Linked DNA regions of Mus musculus: region 2 is linked to region 1. The links are chromatin loops, found by intact Hi-C in ENCODE. Cell type or tissue: heart. All regions are shown on one strand. Each heading gives the region's core, and the rest is flanking DNA. Links, peaks and the distances in the headings are about the cores only.

Region 1 (9,064 bases), core at 299-8,298:
TCTTGAGTCAGAGCTGACCACCAGGCAGCCCTTCCTGCACCTATACACGAGCTCACCGTTGTTCTTGTGGCTGACACTGAAGAATGCTACTAATAAGCCAAAAAGTTATGATTATAATACTCATGCTCTGTTATCTCAATGTTCTGAAATCCCCTGTTCACCACGTATTCACTCCTCCCCCTTTCCAAACTCAGGACCACTCAGCTTAAAGGTTGGCTGATAATGCTTGCCTAGTAAGCCAGCTGCTCCCCTCCTTGTCCTTCAAACTGTTGGACTTGGCTTTTCCTATAAAAAGCCTACCCGGAGGATAGACTGGTGCCACAATTAGGTTTTTCCTTCTTGTGGACCTGGACATCCAGTACTATGGTGTGCATTTAATAAGCTATTCTTCCTTAGCTGAGATTGGTGTATGCATGGGTTGTGTGGTGATTCCCAGACCCCAACAATGTTACTCTTAATTAAACCTCATGTTTTAAAATTGTAAAATTTGTGATATCTAGGCTCTATGACAGATTCAAATACTAAACTTTTGGGGGGGGCAGGATTGGTTGGGGGTGAAGCAGAGGCATGACCTCACTATGTAGGCCTGGCTGCTGTCCTAACCATCTTGGAATTTACTATATTAACCAGGCTAGCCTCAAAGTAAAAGATAACTGCCCGACTCTGCCTTTAATCTGCTAAATTCTGGGATTAAAGACATGAGCCATCAGGCCTACTCAAACCAAAGACTCTGTGACACAGAGTTCCCAGCCAACTCATACTATAGGGAACCACAAGTCTCCTCTCCAACCAAAAGACAAAAGAGTAGGGAGTCTTGCGGTCACTCTCATGCCTAAGCCACACCCTTCAATGCCACGGAAGAAGATTTAGAAGAGCAATTTTTACCTACCTCCAAATTTTCTAGGACCATGGCTCTCAAAGGGAGTTCTCATAGGGACCAGAGGGGCTTCAAGATTTCCATCTGTAAGGGGACAGTTAGTAGAGAAAGGTGGAAGCCGGGGCTACAAATGGAGCTTGTGCAGAAAGAAGCCAAGGCCATGCAAACTTAGGAGAAGCCCTGCCCCATGTAAATAACCCACAAAGGCTCGGAACTCACTGGTGTGTGGCTTCCTAAGCGTCTCATTTTCCAGTTCACCGGCCCGCTGCCACCCCAGGGAGCGCCTTTTTTCCTTCTTTCCATCCTTCCTTTCTTTTTCTCCCTTTCTTTCTTTCTTTCTTTCTTTCTTTCTTTCTTTCTTTCTTTCTTTCTTTCTTTCTTTCTTTCTTTCTTTCTTTCTTTCTTTCCTTCTTTCCTTCTTTCCTTCTTTCCTTCTTTTTGTTTTGTTTGTTTTAGTTTTTGTTTTTCAAGGCAGGGTTTCTCTGTATAGCCCTGGCTGTCCTGGAACTCACTCTGTAGACCAGGCTGGCCTTGAACTCAGAAATCCGCCTGCCTCTGCCTCCCAAGTGCTGGGATTAAAGGCGTACGCCACCATGCCCGGCTTTCTTTTCTTTCTTTTTTTTTTTTAACTTTTATTTTATTTATATGAGTACACTGTAGCTGTCTTCAGACACATTAGAAGAGGGCATCAAATTCCATTACAGATGGTTGTGAGCCACCAATGTGGTTGCTGGGCATTGAACTCAGGACCTCTGGAAGAGCAGCCCGTGTTCTTAACCGCTGAGCCATCTCTCCAGCCCTCTTTTTTTTTTTTTTTTTTTTTTTGACTTAAAACTGTAACATTCTTCCCCTCCTTCCCCAACCCTGCTTCCCTTCTTGACCTGGGACCCCACTCCATCAGGCCCATTAGCTTCTTTTATTTGTTTCTCATTACAGATGGTTGTGAGCCATCATGTGGTTGCTGGGATTTGAACTCATGACCTCCAGAAGAGCAGGCAGCTCTCTTCTTAACCACTGAGCCATCTCACTAGCCCCTTTCTTTTTTTTTTTTTTTTTTTTTTTGATTCTTTGAGAAAGGCTGACCTAGAATTCTCTAGGTAGGCTAGGTGGGCCTTGAACTCAGAGATAAACCCAGTTTTGCCTCTTAAGTTCTGGAACTAAAGGGGTATGCCACTATGTCCAGACTTCCTCTGTTTTAACTCAGGAGACAGAGACAGGCAGATCTCTGAGTTTGAGGGTAGTCTTGTGGAGGTCTATAGAGTACAATCTAGGACAACCAGGGTTACAATGAGAAATCTTGTCTTAAAAAACCTAAATAAACAAATGGTCTCTATTTCTTATTTTTCTCTTTCTTTTCTTCAAAAGGAACACCCAGATAAAGAGATACACTGAACAAGGTTTAAAAAGGTAAAAAAAAAAAAAAAAAAAAAAAAAAAAAAGTCCTGAGTACAAAATAGTTCTGTGCTCACGGAGCTGGGCAGGTCACCTTCCTACCCGTCGGATAGTCTGGAAGTACTGTCAGGGCTCTTTATCGCCATTTCATCATGGATACATGATAAATTATTAACTGGAAGTTTCAAGTGGCCAGTCATCCTATGATCTTGTGACCAGCTGCTATTAGGAGCCACCAAGAGTTGACTGATTAAAGGCCAATCAGAGCCAACACAGCCTTTACTCCCAGCAGAGGATGGCAGAGCCCTGATTTTGCAGCCAGCCTGGTCTCCATATAGGGAGTTTCAGGACAGCCAGAGCTACAAAAGGAAACCCTGTCTTGCTGGGGGAAATTTGTCAATCAGCATTCCTGAAAAGCAGCTGATTAAAACACCCCTGCCTCGTGCTGAGCTGTCTCAGTGTGGGAAAGCACCAGTTGCTTTCCTGTGGAAGCTCACACCAGGGACTCCATCACCATCTTCTGACTATGTTCAGGCAGCAGACACACACATACAGGCAAAAACCTGTATTTTAGGTAAACATAAAATAAAAAATCTTTTTTAAAAATGTCAATAGCAAGCCAGGCAATGGTGGCACACACCTTTAATCCCAGCTCTTGGGAGGCAGAGGCAGGCAGATTTCTGAGTTCGAAGCCAGCCTGGTCTACAGAGTGAGTTCCAGGACAGCCAGGGCTATACAGAGAAACCCTGTCTTGAAAAAACACAAAACAAAATTGGCTGTGAAGAGTTTGGATTGCTGCAGGTTCAGAGCCTAAATACAACTTCTTTGGGGCCGTGTTTAGGTCCCCCAAAAGCAATTCCTTACCCACCTTGTGCCAGACCTAACATCCTGATAGGCAAATAAAACCCTTTGGAATGTATTAACCAAACCTTAACTGCACCAGTGGAACGGATAAGAAGGGACCAGGTAGCATCTGAGGCCTGCAGTTGAGATTCCCTGTCTGCAGTAATCCACATCCCTGTTTCCATCAGTAGGTTAGGTCCAAACTGGGCTCAGCCTGTCTGTCTGAGAAGCTGCGTGCTTTCTCCCATTTTGCTTCTCTCTGCTTCCCCTTCCCCATGGAGAGATAACCTTGGCAGACTGATCCCCATACACCTTTGTTTCCACTCACAGAATGGCACAGTTTGGTGAGCTTGCTGCACCCTTGCTTACACAACCCATTTTTATTTCTTTTTTCTTTTTTTTTGGAGACAGGGTTTCTGGAACTCACTCTATAGACCAGGCTTGCCTTGAACTCAGAAATCTGCCTGCCTCTGCCTCCCAAGTGCAGGGATTAAAGGCATGTGCCACCCCTGCCTGGCCACAACCCATTTTTAAATGCTTTGTTGTATAACCTCCTTTGTTACCATAAAAACTCCACAAGTCTGTTTCTACATCATTAGGACATTGTATTGGAGGGAGATCTCAATATATGTTGTTTCTGGGATGTGGTCTCTCTGTCTCTGTCTCTCTCTTTCTCTCTCTCTCTCTCTCTCTCTCTCTCTCTCTCTCTCTCTCTCTCTCTCTCTCTTTATTTTTTTTTAAGATTTATTTATTTTATATATATATGAGTACACTGTAGCTGTCTTCAGACACTCCAGAAGAGGGCATCAGATCCCATTACAGATGGTTGTGAGCCACCATGTTGTTAGGAATTGAACTCAGGACCTCTGGAAGAGCAGTCAGTGTTCTTAACCACTGAGCCAGCTCTCTAGCCCATGGTCACTGTTTTTCTTTTTTTTCCTTTTCTTCCTTCCTTCCTTCCTCTCTCTCTCTCTCTCTCTCTCTCTCTCTCTCTCTCTCTCTTTCTTTCTTTCATTTTTGGTTTTGATTTCTGTTTTTGGAGACAGGGTTTCTCATTGTAGTTGTCTCTGTCCTTAACCAGATAAAGTGAAAGTTCTGGGTCTAAGCCTCTTACAGACAGGTATCATGCAGTGTGCTTCCTGGCCCCCATTTGAATTCTAATTGAATGTGTAATATCTAAACAAATAAATGAAATTGAGGGTACTGGTATATTGCAGGTGTCTTGTTTTGTTGTTGTTATTTTTAAGTGTGTGTGCACACACATACATGCACATGTGTATCTGTTGTGGGTGCACATGACTGCAGGTACCCCACAAGGTCAGCGGTGCCAGGTCTCCTGGAGCTGGAATTGCAGGCACTTTTGAACCTTCTGTCTTAGGTGCTGAAGCTCAGACCCAGGGCCTCCACAGGAGCACACATGCTCCTAACTGATGAGCCATCTGGCCAGGCCAACCCCAAGCTACCCCTCTGGATTTTATGTGAAAGATGAAGGTAACTGTATGTAACTAATTTCTAAAGTCTATGTGAGAGTCTGAAGGAGGGAGCTGGGCCAGTGGCTCAGTGGATAGAACGCTTGCTATACCAGCTTGAGGAACTGAGTTCAGATCCTCACAACCCACGTGGAGTCAGATAGTTAGCAGCACTCACCTGTAAACCCATGCTCTTATGATGAAGTGGGCAGCAGAGGTAAATTCCTAGCAGCTAGCTTGGCATATGAACAGTAAGCAAGAGACAATGAAACAAAATGACAGGTTCTCCAAGACACCTGCACCCTAGTAGACACATTCTTCATGAACACACACTGTAAGGAGCAGAATCACCTCTAGGTGGAGACATGCCATTATCTCCTCCCTAAATGTTGATCCACTTGGGCGGGTCTGGGACCTGACTGGGGGAAGGGGGTGGGGGGTGGGGCGGGACAGGACCACTCCTAGGCAAGTAGATTAGATAATGTGCTTTTCCTTCTCAGAATTCTGGCCCCCTAGTACAGTCTAAAAGAGGTTCAGGTGTGATGCCCACCTTTGGGGCCTGACTCAGAAAAGTGGAGCTTTTTTTTTTTTTTTTTAAATTCTGTCTTTTTCTTTTAGATGCTGGCCAGAGCCCAGGTAGGTGTGTTTTTATATTCCCAATGAACCTTCTGGGCTTCCTTACTCCTCTTCTAAGGCTCATACCCCATCTGTGGAAAGGCAGTGGGGATGAAAAGGAACGCAAGCTTTACCTGAGATGAGATGGTGAAAGCTGGTTTGTTTTGTTTTGTTTTTATATTTTTTCATACTTCTTTACTGCTCTATTGTCTTCTGTAACTCTGCTTTGCATCTACTTATGATTTTACTTAAAAGGGCCCTAAGTCTGCTCTTTGTTTGTTTGTTTGTTTGTTTGTTTTTGAGACAGGGTTTCTCTGTACAGCCTTGGCTGTCCTGGAACTCACTTTGTAGACCAGGCTGGCCTTGAACTCAGAAATCCACCTGCCTCTGCCTAAGTCTGCTCTTTTTAACCCAAGGGAGGCAGTCACTAGCCAATTCTCAGGTGTTTACTTCAAATTTTGCTCAAAAAAGTTTTAATTTTTCAAGATACGTTTTTCTCTGTGTAGCCCTGGCTGTCCTGGAACTCAGAGATTCATCTAACTCTGCCAACTGAGCACAGCGATTAAAGGTTTGTACCACCACTGACTGGCTTGTGGTAGTGGTCTTATTCTCACTCAGTGGGATTCACATTTTCTGGAGGCCCCAGCGAGATAGACCACCCAAATTCTAAAGCTGCATCTTCATTCTGGGGCTCCAGGGTTGAAGGGCTGCCTCAGGAGGTGTACACCTTCCAGACCAGGACTTCAAGATGGCGTCGCTCAAGCCATTGAAGGAGAAGAAGCTCATGGAGGTCAAACTTGGAGTGCTGCCAAGCTGGATATTGATGAGGGATTTCACCACCAATGGCATTGCAGGAGCCTTTCAGAGAGGGGATGTCCTGTCTTACAACAAGGACATCAATGTTCAGAAAGGCGGCATCTCATGGTGCTGGCTGCCTACGTGGTTTTCAGCTACTACATTTCTTACAAGGAACTCAAACATGAGCGGCGACACAAGTACCACTGAAGAGGGGTCGCTAGAGGGCATTGCATGGCCAAGTGTAACTGCCTGCCCCACTCTGACCTAGGAAGAATTCAACTAGCTGAACCTTCATACCCTGACTGAGAACTAGTGTTCAATAAAAGGTGACTGGTTCACGTACCAAAAAAAAAAAAAAAGGCATTCCAATGCTCTGAGGAGAAGGCCTCTCCTGGGAATACGTGATCTGGTCTGTGGGGATCCCAATCTGGGAAATAGAAGGGTTTGATGGAACCCAGATATTTTACCCTCAAAAAGTGAGATGTCACATGCCACTTGAGGTTCTTGGTCTTTTTTTTTTTTTGGTTTTTCGAGACAGGGTTTCTGCCTGCCTCTGCCTCCCGAGTGCTGGGATTAAAGGCATGTGCCACCACCGCCCTGCTGGTTATCTTTATCTATTGTCCAGGATGATTATGAATATCCTATCACCAAGAGTCATCTCTGAACATTCTGTGAAACCGAATAGCCCACACTTGGAAACGACTGCCCCATCCCCACCCCAGCCTGGGCAGCAGTAAATGTCACCCTCAGTAAACCCAACCATCCAGATCAGAATGGGAACATCTTGCCTTTGACAGAAGCAACTTCCAACCCTGGCTCCTGAATGAGGGTCTGTTTGGTTAGAAATGAGCAAGATGACCAAGCCCTGACTGTCGGCAGATGGACCCTTTGAGGACCTGTAGCAGAAGTCCGGGCACGCCTTCTGAAAACCATTCTGCAGGACTCACAGGAGAAACAATGTCTCCTCCCTCCACACAACCATGTTTACCCCCTTCCCCTGCTCACCTCCTCCTTCACAACCCTCGCTACCATCTCCAGCCTCACTCTGCCCTCTCCTGTCTGTCTGCTTCAACCTCTACTCTGCCACGTAGCTCTTCCCTATCTCTCCTGTCTTCCTTCTCCCTAGATCTTCTCTACCTCCCTGTGTTTCCCCTCTCCACACCTGCCAGGGGGTGCCATATGACTCTCGAAACTCCTCCTCCTTCTCTTCCTCCAATCCTGTTTCCCTCCTCCTTCTCTTCCTCCAATCCTGTTTCTGAGCAGTACCTCCTTCTGTCCTCCCTCCCCTATGGCTCATTCCAGACAATTGCTACCCATTATCCTTTTTCCATTACAGATTTCTACAAGAGGAAGAATCAGATCAACACTCCCCCTTTAAGCCCAACATAAATTCCTTAATTTCTCTAATTGATCCTATGTTTTTCAATACCTTCCCACGTGGGATGATTGTCAACAAATTCTCCATCCCCTCTTCACTACCAAAGTTAGGGGATGGACTGCCACAACATCAGCTTCAGCACTCTCCAGAATAGCTTCAAAGACTGATGACCAGATAGTAGAGGCAACTGACCTCACTCTGCCAGGTTGGATATCCCAATGAGACTATCCCAAGGGAGATAAGAGGTCACTCAGAGTACCACCAGGTTCTGGTAGAAAGATGAACCAGGCAGAACAAAAGCCCACTAACCTGTCTAAAGTAGCAGATGTGAAACAGAGCCCAGATGAATCACCTTCAACTTTTCTGGAATGCCCCTTGGACACCTATCCGTTATTTCCTCTATAGACCCAGAGGACTTGGTTAACCTGGCCTTTGTTACTCGGCCAACACTTGACATTTGTAAAAAGATACAAAAGATGGATGCGTTTGCAGGAAAGAATGGGTCAGAACTATTAGAAATAACCTAGGTGGGCTGGCGAGATGGATCAGTGGTTAAGAGCGCCGACTGCTCTTCCAAAGGTCCCAAGTTCAAATCCCAGCAACCACATGGTGGCTCACAACCATCCATAACAAAATCTGATGCCCTCTTCTGGAGTGTCTGAAGACAGCTATTGTGTACTTACATATAATAAATAAATCAATCTTTAAAAAAAGAAAAAGAAATAACCTAGGTGTTTGACAGCAGAGGCAGCAAAGATCTTTTGACAAAGACGAGGTGTGCCACTATGGCTGCACTCTAACCCACTTTCTTTTTTTTTTTTATATGGTTTTTTTTTTTTTTTTTGGTTTTTGGTTTTTCGAGACAGGGTTTCTCTGTATAGCCCTGGCTGTCTTGGAACTCACTTTGTAAACCAGGCTGGCCTCGAACTCAGAAATCCACCTGCCTCTGCCTCCCGAGTGCTGGGATTAAAGGCGTGCGCCACCACGCCCGGCCACTTTCTTTTTTTTTTTGTTTTTTGTTTTTTGTTTTGTTTTGTTTGTTTGTTTGTTTGTTTGTTGAGACAGGGCTTCTCTGTGTAGCCCTGGCTGTCCTGAACTCACTCTGTAGTCCAGCCTGGCCTCAAATTCAGAAATCCACTTTCAACTCTGCCCATGCACCCCAGGATAAAAAAAAAAGAAAAAAATGTAGTTATGCACAGGTGGCGCAACCTTGAATCCACTCTGAGCTCCCATCAGGTGATGGCACTTCTTGCTATCCACAAGAGTTCTCTGGATTCTCAAATGTAAACACACACACACCCTTCATATTTAATATGCCTTAACTGCTCAATGGCTGGGCCACTCCTAAGCCATGGCTACCACACTCCCCTCCAATATTCCCAAATTAACACTTGCTAAGTCTATATTTCATCTCTGCTACCTGAGACCCAATTGGGAGAATGGCCCCTGGGGCCGCTTCCCAGACTCTTACATGTCGGTGGGCTCTTAAGTCTGATTTTTCTGCTTCCCCAACATGGCAAATTTGTTCCTTCTCCTTCCTTTCCTTCTTTGTCTGGGAAATCTAAAAGTCCCGCCTCTGTCTCCCTGTCTAGCCATTGGCTATTGGCAACTTTATTTCCCAGTCAGAAGCAACTGGGGGCAGGCTACCTTTAGCATGAGAACACAGCTGTTCAGGATGAAAACAGGTAGACC
Region 2 (9,064 bases), core at 753-8,752, 100 kb after region 1:
AGCCAAGGCCTCTACTCTCTCGTAATTCTTAATCATCCAAACCTGGCACGAAGCTTTGTCCATCCTGAGTCCTGTATCTAGCATAACTTAGCACTTGAGAAGAGAAATAGTCCTTAGAAATCTTTGTGGTTTTTTTCTCTCTCTCTCTCTCCCCCGACTTTTACTCCTTTCTTTGACAGTTCTGGCCTGGAACTCACTCTATAGAGCAGGCTGACTTTCAACTACAGAGATCTGCCTGCCTCTGCCTTCTAGGTGTTCAGATTAAAGATGTGTGCCACCACTGCCCAGTGACTTTTTTCTTTTTTGAGAGGGGTTCTTATGTCTTCCAGGCTGGCCCCAAACACACTATGTAGCCAAAGATGATTTTAAATTTCTGATCATCCCACTTCTACCAAGTGCTGGGATTATATGCGTGTACCACCATGACGGTTTATATTAGAAATTCCTTTCAGGTCTACCCGGAAACCAACTGCTGTTCTCTACTCTTCTTTATTTTCCATGTGTCATCAGCCTGTGTATTTCTCTTCCTCCCTGCCCATTTGATTTCTCCGCTTATCCCACCCCACAGCCCCTTAAGTTCACTATCTGGCCAACTGCTTGTCACAGTCACACTGCATCCCCCATGCTGCTCCTCCCTGCTCTGGATCACACTGCTCTTGCCTGGCCTGTGTCTGGTGGCCAATAAATAAGTTACACTTCACGGACTGGATTTCCTCCATTGTCAGCCCCCACTCAAGTCACCTACCTCTTTACGAAGATGGGTGATGATCTTGTGTGGCACTGTAATGACTTTCCCATCACTGGTTCGAAGAGCAGGCAGAGTTCCTGATATTGAGAAAGAAGTATACTCACAGGGTCCAGCTTGCCTAGTCATACTCATTTGCATTGCATTCCTGTCCCCTGCTCCTCCCCTGGCACATTCCTGTCCCTCAGGGATACCTGAAGGGCTCTGCCAAGGATTGCTGGTCTTGTGTATCTTCAGTGGGGCGCCTGTAAATCTGGTATAGGTCTGCAGGGAAGGAAGCAGACGGTAGAGAGGCCAGGGTATGGCTTCATAAAGAAACCAAGAAAAGAATCCGTGACTCAGTAAATTATGTTCTATGGTCTATACTTTTATACCAAAAGGAGAGGCGGAAAGAGGGTGTCATTCCTATTTACAAATGGGCAAACTAGACCAGACAGTTCATGGACATGTTTATATGTCCATTTCCAAGATTAAACATTAGGAAAAGATTTCTACCCTTATGCCATCTACACTGTAAAGCCTATTCACAAAAGCTTTTCCTAATTAACTTCCCTCTTCCTGGAAGTACTGATTTACTTTGACAGTCTCTGTATTCTGTTTCTACTTTACATCAATACACGTGATCGTTTCATTATTTGCTTACATGTTTGCCTTTCTGTTAACAATTTCAATACAAGGGTCAAAATCGTATTGCAAGGGAATGTTTTTTACTCTAAGAGGCATAATAAATGTTTTTTGCAATCCCGAAGACGTTGAATGAAGAGAAGCAAGTCTGCCTAGTTCTAAAGGTCTTCCTACACAGTCTGGCTGTGGGGCTGTCTGGTCTACGAAAACGAGATTCAATGGATTCATAGCGGAAAAAGAAGAGATCGTCCAGAAGGGGTTATCCCAAGGTCACCCAGCCAATAAATGGATAGGCAAGGTCTAAACCCATCTTCTGAAGCCCTGACCAAGCCTACTTCCACTGCTACACAAATCGATCCTAGGAAATCCGGACGTAAGGCGCGGAGCCCACATCGGCCTTCGACTGCCTCAGTTTCTCTCAAGACGCATGCGTCTCGGTTCTCGGCAAAGCTCGAGCACCCACTCCGGCTCTCCAGAGATCAGAGGACAGGTGCATGAGCCCTCACCAGCACGGCCAGACTATCCAGGTCCACCGACGGCAATCCCCAGCCCCCTGACCAGCAGAACAGCTCCATGGGCGCCGCCATCTTGTACGCTCTCTGACCCGGAAGCACCTTCTCGTATGCGTCGGCCTTCTCTCGCCAGGAACCGCCCCTGGTCCCCGCCTCCCTGGCCGCCGGGGCTTTGGGGTCTGGGGAGGCGTGGCTCTTGGCGGCCTGAGCCGCGGCGGGGCTGTGAGAGGTGGGGCATCGGCCTTCTGGGGAGCGCCGCGGGCTCGTCCTGAGGCGGCCCCCGTAAGGGAGCAGGGCCGCCGTCCAGACGCGCTTGGGACTTTCGCGGCGCCTCTGCCGAGCGTAGCCACGAACCGCCGGCGACACGGAGGGCTTGGGAGAGGGGCATCTGGTGCGGCTTGTCGGTCTCTGGGGGCACTTGCCAAACTGCACATGGCCCCGACAACCCCGGGCCCTCTCAGGTCTCAGCCCTGAGCGGACGCCGCGGGGGGGTCCCCCGAGCCGCATGTTTTCCACTGCGCGTTATGTTTGGAGAGGGCCTCGCGCTGCCTGTCGCCATGGAAACAAAACAGGGGCGGTGGCGGCGCCCGAGCTGAGGCCCGGCTGGGGCCTGAGTGGGGGAAGGGGAGGTGCGGCTCGCGGGCAGTTGCCTTCGTAACGGGAACTCCTGGTCGGTCCCCAGCTCCCCTCGGGTTCACCCCGGACAGGGCCATCCCGCGGTATCCAGTGTTCCCCAGTCCCATCCTCGCTCCTGTCTTCTAGTTTATGGCTCTAGCCTCTGGTGATGCTTTCCCCTTTCTGATGTCTTAGAAAGCCATCAAGTTCTCGTCGGTGCTTCCAGATTTCTATTTTCCCAAGAGTGAGGGGAAATGGAGGAATGGGCACATGTCAGGGACGCAACACACCGTAATAAAAAAATTTTTTTTTTTTTTGCTGTGCCACATCAATAAGCCTCGTGTCGTACGTAGTCTTCTAGGCACTGTAGCAAAGGATGGTCCACTGACATCCATTTCCGCCAACCGTGAAATAATGCCTAGAACCTAGAATTGCCCAAGGCAGGGGATTCTGACTTTTCCAACCACTGCTTGCAGAGAACAGTAGCATTTGGTAGCGCTGTTAAGTTGAAAGCTCCCAAGAACCAGATGTCAGGCTAAAGGGAAGCATCTTTGAGGAAAATCATTATGGTGGAGCAGGAGGCAAGGAAAGCTCTGGGACTCTTTCCCAGTGCCTCTGGTTTCGGGAGCCGGTGATGCCTCCAAGGTGATTGGCAGCTCTTTGTTTCAACCCCCCCCCCTACCCGCCTGCTCCCCCCCAACCCCCCAGCTCGCTCCTCAGTCCCTCCGCCCCCCTCCTGCTCCTGCTCTCCGCCTAGTCTTTTTCCCTCCCAGTCGCCTTGCCTGCCAGGGGTAGTGAACCGGCTAAGCGGCATGGAGAAGCCGGAACTTTGGGGTGTCCTGGCTCTCCTCCTCCTCTGCTCTTACACGTGTGGCAGTCAGGACCTTCAGGGTAAGCCTGCATTCATCCCCCTTGACACCTCTTTGTCTCCTTTCTTTTGCCCCCAGGCAAATAACAGACCACATGTGAGTTTGAGAGAGAGGGAAGAGTCCTGAAATGGGTTGGAGAGAAAAGTTAACACTGCGAAGAGTGAAGGGTTGGTGATAATGTAGGAGGGGTGGGCACCAGAGTGGTGGGTGAGTGCAGATTGGTGCAGTGTCAGGCACTGAGACCAGGATGGATCCAGGAGGACTCCACGACAGAGTTAGTCTCAGAGCATCAACAGGATAGTCTGGGCAAGCAGCTTGATTGATGGTGACTGCACGGTGGGGGACCCTGGGCTTGGTTCCCCCCCCCTTTACTCTGGCTCTTGGTTTCTAAAAGATAGGGCGGGGGTGGGGATTGGGCAGCTTGAACTCTCCCGGAGGTCTGGTGGGGGGATGGCCCATGGGTGGTGTAGGAGAGGTGGTAGGAGCAGATGACACAAGCAAAGATTCTTTACTGGCTGGAAGGGAAACCACAGATTGGCCAGGACACAGGAGGAAGAGATGCTGGCTGGGTCCTACATTCCCAGGGGGGAAAGACTAAACAGCGATGGGAGGGTCAGAGCGCTTTGTGGACGGCTGTAAGATGTGTGTGATGAGCCCCTGGGATGGGAGGACCGGCCCCAGGGTTTGGAGTGTGCTAAACCCAGCAATGGAGAGATGGTACTCCTGGTTCCTGAGTTGTGGGCACCAGGTGCCACTCCAGACTCTAGTCAGCAATGTCTCCCTTGCGCCACCTGGTGGGACATAGGAAGTTTGCGAGTGGCTTTGGTATTTGTAAGTGGGCTCTAAGCCTATAGGTTCCCAAGGCTTTGGAAGCAATAGAAGGTGCTGGGAGGGAAGCATTGCCTTGATAACAAAAAAAGGGCCAATGGTTTTGTTTTTAGAGATAGGGTCTTGTAGCCTGGTCTAAAGTAGCGGAGGCTGCCTGATTGCTTGAGGCAGTCCTCTCAGCCTGAGGCTACAGGCATGTACCAGCATCCCTAAAGAGTTTGAGTTTTGAGGATGCAGTTCAGAGGTAGGAAGATGATAATTAGGGATGCCTCAGCCGGGCGTGGTGGGGCACGCCTTTAATCCCAGCACTCAGGAGGCAGAGGCAGGCGGATTTCTGAGTTCGAGGCCAGCCTGGTCTACAGAGTGTGTTCCAGGACAGCCAGGGCTACAGAAAATCCTTGTCTCAAAAAAAAAAAAAAAAAAAAAAAAAAAAAAAAAAAAAACAAACATAAAAAAAAGGGATGCCTCACCTCTGAGAGCTCAGGAGAGAGGGCAGGCCTACCTCAGACTCCAACCACTTCCTCTAATTTTTAAATCCCTATCTGGCCAGTAATTGACCTGCTGACAGTGGGCGAATCCAGGCAGATGGTAGCTGTGGCAGAGAAGATTCGGACAGCTTTACTCACTGCTGGGGATATCTACCTCTTGTCCACTTTCCGCCTCCCTCCAAAGCAAGGTGGTGTCCTCTTTGGCCTCTACTCTCGCCAAGACAACACACGATGGCTGGAGGCCTCTGTTGTGGGCAAGATCAACAAAGGTGACTGGTGGGCACCCCTTTCCAGCATCAATGACCCCTTGAGCAGTCTCCCTCATGCCCTCTCCCAGGTGCCTCTTTATTCTCCATGACCTCTACTAGGGCTACTGGTATGGAGGAACTCAAACAGTTGGGTCAGGCTGGTATTTATAGGGATGGATGGCAGGTTGTAGGCTGGGATGCTCAGGGAGGGTGAGACAGCTCTGTGTCCCAGCAATGACTGTACCACTCAGATCTTTGCTAAAGTTCAGTGGGTACAGATCTAGTTGCCACCTTGGGAAAGGATAGTCTCCTAGACATGGAGAATAAGGTCATCTAAGGCCAATTTGAAAAGCATTCATTTACTACTTTCATTGTTTATACATTTATTTACTTTTCAAGATAGGGTTTCTCCATGTAGCTCCAGCCTGCAACTCAGAGATCCACATGCCTGGTCCTGTGAGTGCTTGTCACATCAACGCCTGGCTGAAAAGCATTTATTGTGCACCTGTTACATACAAGGTGTTGAGAGTTACACATTAGGAATTAACCTAATTTGTAGTTTCTCTCTGAGCTGTCATGCCACACGCCTTTAATTCCAGGCAGATGGAGGCAGTGGCAGGCAGATCTCTGAGTCTGAGGCCAGCTTGTTCCTCAGAGTGAGTTCCAGTATACTCAGAGCTACACAGATAAACCTGTCTCAAAAAAAACAAAGAGACAGACAGCCATGGGGTGGCATATTGGTATATAGAAGAGATGATGGAAGTCAGTTGGAACATGGGGTGGGGCTAGTGCACATACTGACCTCCAATCCTGGGCAGTGCTGGTGCGGTACCAGCGGGAAGATGGCAAAGTCCATGCAGTGAACCTACAGCAAGCAGGCCTGGCTGATGGGCGCACACACACGGCTCTCCTGCGACTCCGAGGACCTTCTCGACCCAGCCCTGGCCTGCAGCTGTATGTGGACTGTAAACTGGGTGACCAACATGCTGGCCTTCCAGCACTGGCCCCGATCCCTCCAGCAGAGGTCAGTGGACTGGAGATTAGAACTGGACAAAAGGCTTATCTGAGGATGCAGGTGAGAAGGAACCTCTGGTTTGGGGAACATGGTTTGTAGCACCAAGAGGAGCTGCTCGATCTGCCTGCCTCCCTGCTGACCCCTAGGGCTTTGTGGAATCGATGAAAATTATTCTGGGTGGATCCATGGCTCGGGTAGGAGCCCTGAGTGAATGTCCATTCCAAGGAGACGACTCCATTCACAATGCAGGTAACAGATCCTTCTGACCTCCTCCCCAGTTAACACTTTCCTTTAGCTTGACCATTCCTGAAGCTTTCAACCGCCCCCCTCCCCCCAACTCCAAGTCTTTTATCCTTGACTCATGTGTAGGAGGTGTAGATCAGAAAAATAAGATCATCCAGCAGGGCTGTAACTCCGGGGAACTCTAGGGTTAAGGAGTAAGGTAATGGCTTAGTCTCAAGATTTTTGTAGTTGCTCTTGGCAACTGTCACCTACAATTGAGTGGCACCTTTAGCCAAGGACTCTCATCCTGGTCTGTGACAAGGATGCTTAGAGACTCTTACCTAAGCAAACACCCACTTCTCCCAGAGACTTGAAAGGGTTCTTGAAGGGGCAGCTTGGGGGAAGGGTTTGAAATGGAATGTACTGGGGGCCTGGACCTACTTTGGGTTGCCTCTCATTTGGAGTCCTCCTGGAACTACTATGCCTGGGAATGAAGACTTGAAATTTTTCTGGCTTCCTATAAGGCAATGCCCAGAGGGCCTTTAGCCTGATGGAAGGGGTGGCTGTGACCGAGTAAGGGGCTATGTGAAGAGTGCTTGCCTACCGTGTGCAAGGCTGTGTAGTGGATTGCCTCTGTCATGACACTCTGCACTGCTTCATCTTTCTTGAGGGTCCAGGGCTGTCCCTCTTCTAGACCCCCTTCCTTCCCACTTCCTTAGTATCTCCCACTGACTGCTCTCACTTCTCCTCTAGTGACCAGCGCACTGCAATCCATTCTAGGTGAGTCAGTTATGAAGAGGCAGTGGAGGCAAGGGTGGTCCTCTGTCATGGGTGGGGTCTAAGGTGTGGTGTGGGCTTCGGGGACAAGAGCTGACTTACAGTGCAAAGAGGGCCCAGAGTGGCTCCCCGATTCTAAGTCTCTCCATCCCCTGGTCCTTGACAGGGGAGCAGACCAAGGCATTGGTCACCCAGCTCACCCTCTTCAACCAGATCCTAGTGGAGCTTCGGGACGACATCCGAGACCAGGTTTGAGTGGGCAGGCCAAGGATGCGATTCTGGGGTGGGGTGTGACGACAGTGGCAGAGAGATGACTTCTCCTCACTCGTCAGGTGAAGGAAATGTCACTCATCCGGAACACCATCATGGAGTGTCAGGTGTGCGGTGAGTGGGAGAGGAGGGCCCCAGAGAGCACTGCTATGCTCCCCACCGTGTGGCTTCAGCTTTTCCTTCCTAGCCATCCGAAGAGTGACCCTCGAGGGTGGCTCTGACCGTGTCTACCTCCCAGGTTTCCACGAGCAGCGTTCACACTGCAGCCCCAGCCCCTGCTTCCGAGGCGTGGACTGTATGGAAGTGTATGAGTACCCGGGCTATCGCTGTGGGCCCTGCCCACCTGGCCTGCAGGGCAATGGCACCCACTGTGATGACATCAACGAGGTGAGTGATGGCGGGGCTCTCGAGGGTACAAAAAAAAATGGGTGAAAGTTGTTCAGAAGCAGAGGAATTCAGGAGAGCTCAGAGACCAGAAAGCACAGGAAGGAGGAAAAAGATAAAGGGTAGACTAGAGGGCTATGCGGTGAAGGAGCTGGGGGAGAGGTAGGGAAGTTTGAGATGGCCAGCCAGGGGAAACGGAGCACTGTGAGGTTGGGCTGAGAGAGCTGCCCAGGGACCAGGAGTGATGCTCTTAGGATCACACACAGCTGCTCACTTCCCCAGGAAAATGCCTGACGTCTGCCTTCTCATTTGGTCCCCAGTGTGCTCACGCTGACCCCTGTTTCCCGGGGTCCAGCTGCATCAACACCATGCCTGGCTTCCACTGCGAGGCCTGTCCTCCAGGGTACAAGGGCACCCGAGTGTCTGGTGTGGGCATCGACTATGCTCGAGCCAGCAAACAGGTCAGATGGTAAAGTCTGTATGGATTTGTGAAAAATGAGATGAGACTCCCCTACACCAGCTCTGGCTTTGGGTCTAAACATGCCAGTGCTCACCCATGGGCCCTGTCAGTAGTGACTTCTGTATCTGTGAGATCCCCCTCCACCCTGCCCTTTTAGGTCTGCAATGACATTGATGAATGTAATGATGGTAACAACGGAGGCTGTGACCCAAATTCCATCTGCACCAACACGGTGGTGAGTTGAATGCCCTGCTCTGCCTCTGACTGGGGAAAGGAAACCGTGTCACTCCCTCTTCAAATTTCCTCCTTCTTCCTGTCCCCCTTGGGCACCATGCAAGATGGCCAGGTTGATTCTGCCTTTTACAGTTGTGACCTTTAGCAAGTTATTTCATCATTTTGAGCCTCAGTTTCCTCATTAGAAAAATGGGGCTATTATCTGCCTTTAAAGAAAGTTGTCCTGGGGCTGGAGAGATGGCTTAGTCGTTAAGAACACTGACTGCTCTTCCAAAGGACCTGGGTTCAATTCCCAGTACCCACATGGCATCTCACACTGTAATTCCAATATCTGACAGCCTCACACAGATATACATGCAGGCAAAACACTAATGCACATAAAATTAAAAAAAAAAGTCTGTGCTGAGAACCTAAAGGAGATAGATACAGCAGGTGTAGTTCTGGGTGGCTGCCTGAGGTTCCACAGGTAGAACGAGACTCGTCCAGGCTCATCCTTTCTTAACTCCACCTCTCTACTCTTTTTTTTTTTTTTTTTTTTAAAGATTTTATTTATTTATATGAGTACATAGTCACTGTGTTCAGACACACCAGAAGAGGGCGTCAGATCTCATTACAGATGGCTGTGAGCCACCATGTGGTTGCTGGGAATTGAACTCAGGACCTCTGGAAAAGTAGTCAGTGCTCTTAACCTCTGAGCCATCTCTCCAGCCCCCACCTCTCTACTCTTAGGGGTCTTTCAAATGTGGTCCCTGCCGCCTGGGTTTCCTGGGGAA

Evidence for each region. Hi-C counts contacts between places; a loop is a spot of excess contacts. Peaks named below come from ENCODE experiments on the same cell type or tissue, not always from the same donor. Only the 100,000 strongest peaks of a DNase experiment are listed, where the experiment ranks them.
Region 2: it touches region 1 in a loop (7-fold over the local background); 8 of 42 quality-filtered maps call a loop at or near these places.

What each region holds. Positions count from the first base shown.
Region 1 is chr3:89,110,780-89,119,843 of GRCm38, forward strand. It overlaps the pseudogene Gm29704. Among named protein-coding and RNA genes, the nearest start is that of Fdps, 13 kb to the left of the region's middle. In heart, for the core only: a CTCF peak has its summit at 4,914 (motif pointing right); no DNase peak of the experiment used is centred there.
Region 2 is chr3:89,211,938-89,221,001 of GRCm38, forward strand. It overlaps Mtx1 (metaxin 1), which reads right to left and starts at 1,970. Exons shown (of 8, transcript NM_013604.3): 1 at 1,876-1,970; 2 at 940-1,009; 3 at 746-825. The coding sequence starts at 1,956. Thbs3 (thrombospondin 3) reads left to right here and starts at 3,243. Exons shown (of 23, transcript NM_013691.3): 1 at 3,243-3,387; 2 at 4,744-4,950; 3 at 5,748-6,004; 4 at 6,091-6,193; 5 at 6,920-6,946; 6 at 7,110-7,192; 7 at 7,276-7,327; 8 at 7,452-7,600; 9 at 7,918-8,058; 10 at 8,215-8,292; 11 at 9,021-9,064. The coding sequence starts at 3,309. In heart, for the core only: no CTCF peak of the experiment used is centred there; DNase peaks (open chromatin) are centred at 2,094, 2,424, 3,274 and 4,084; H3K4me3 peaks cover 3,615 bases; H3K27ac peaks cover 3,896 bases.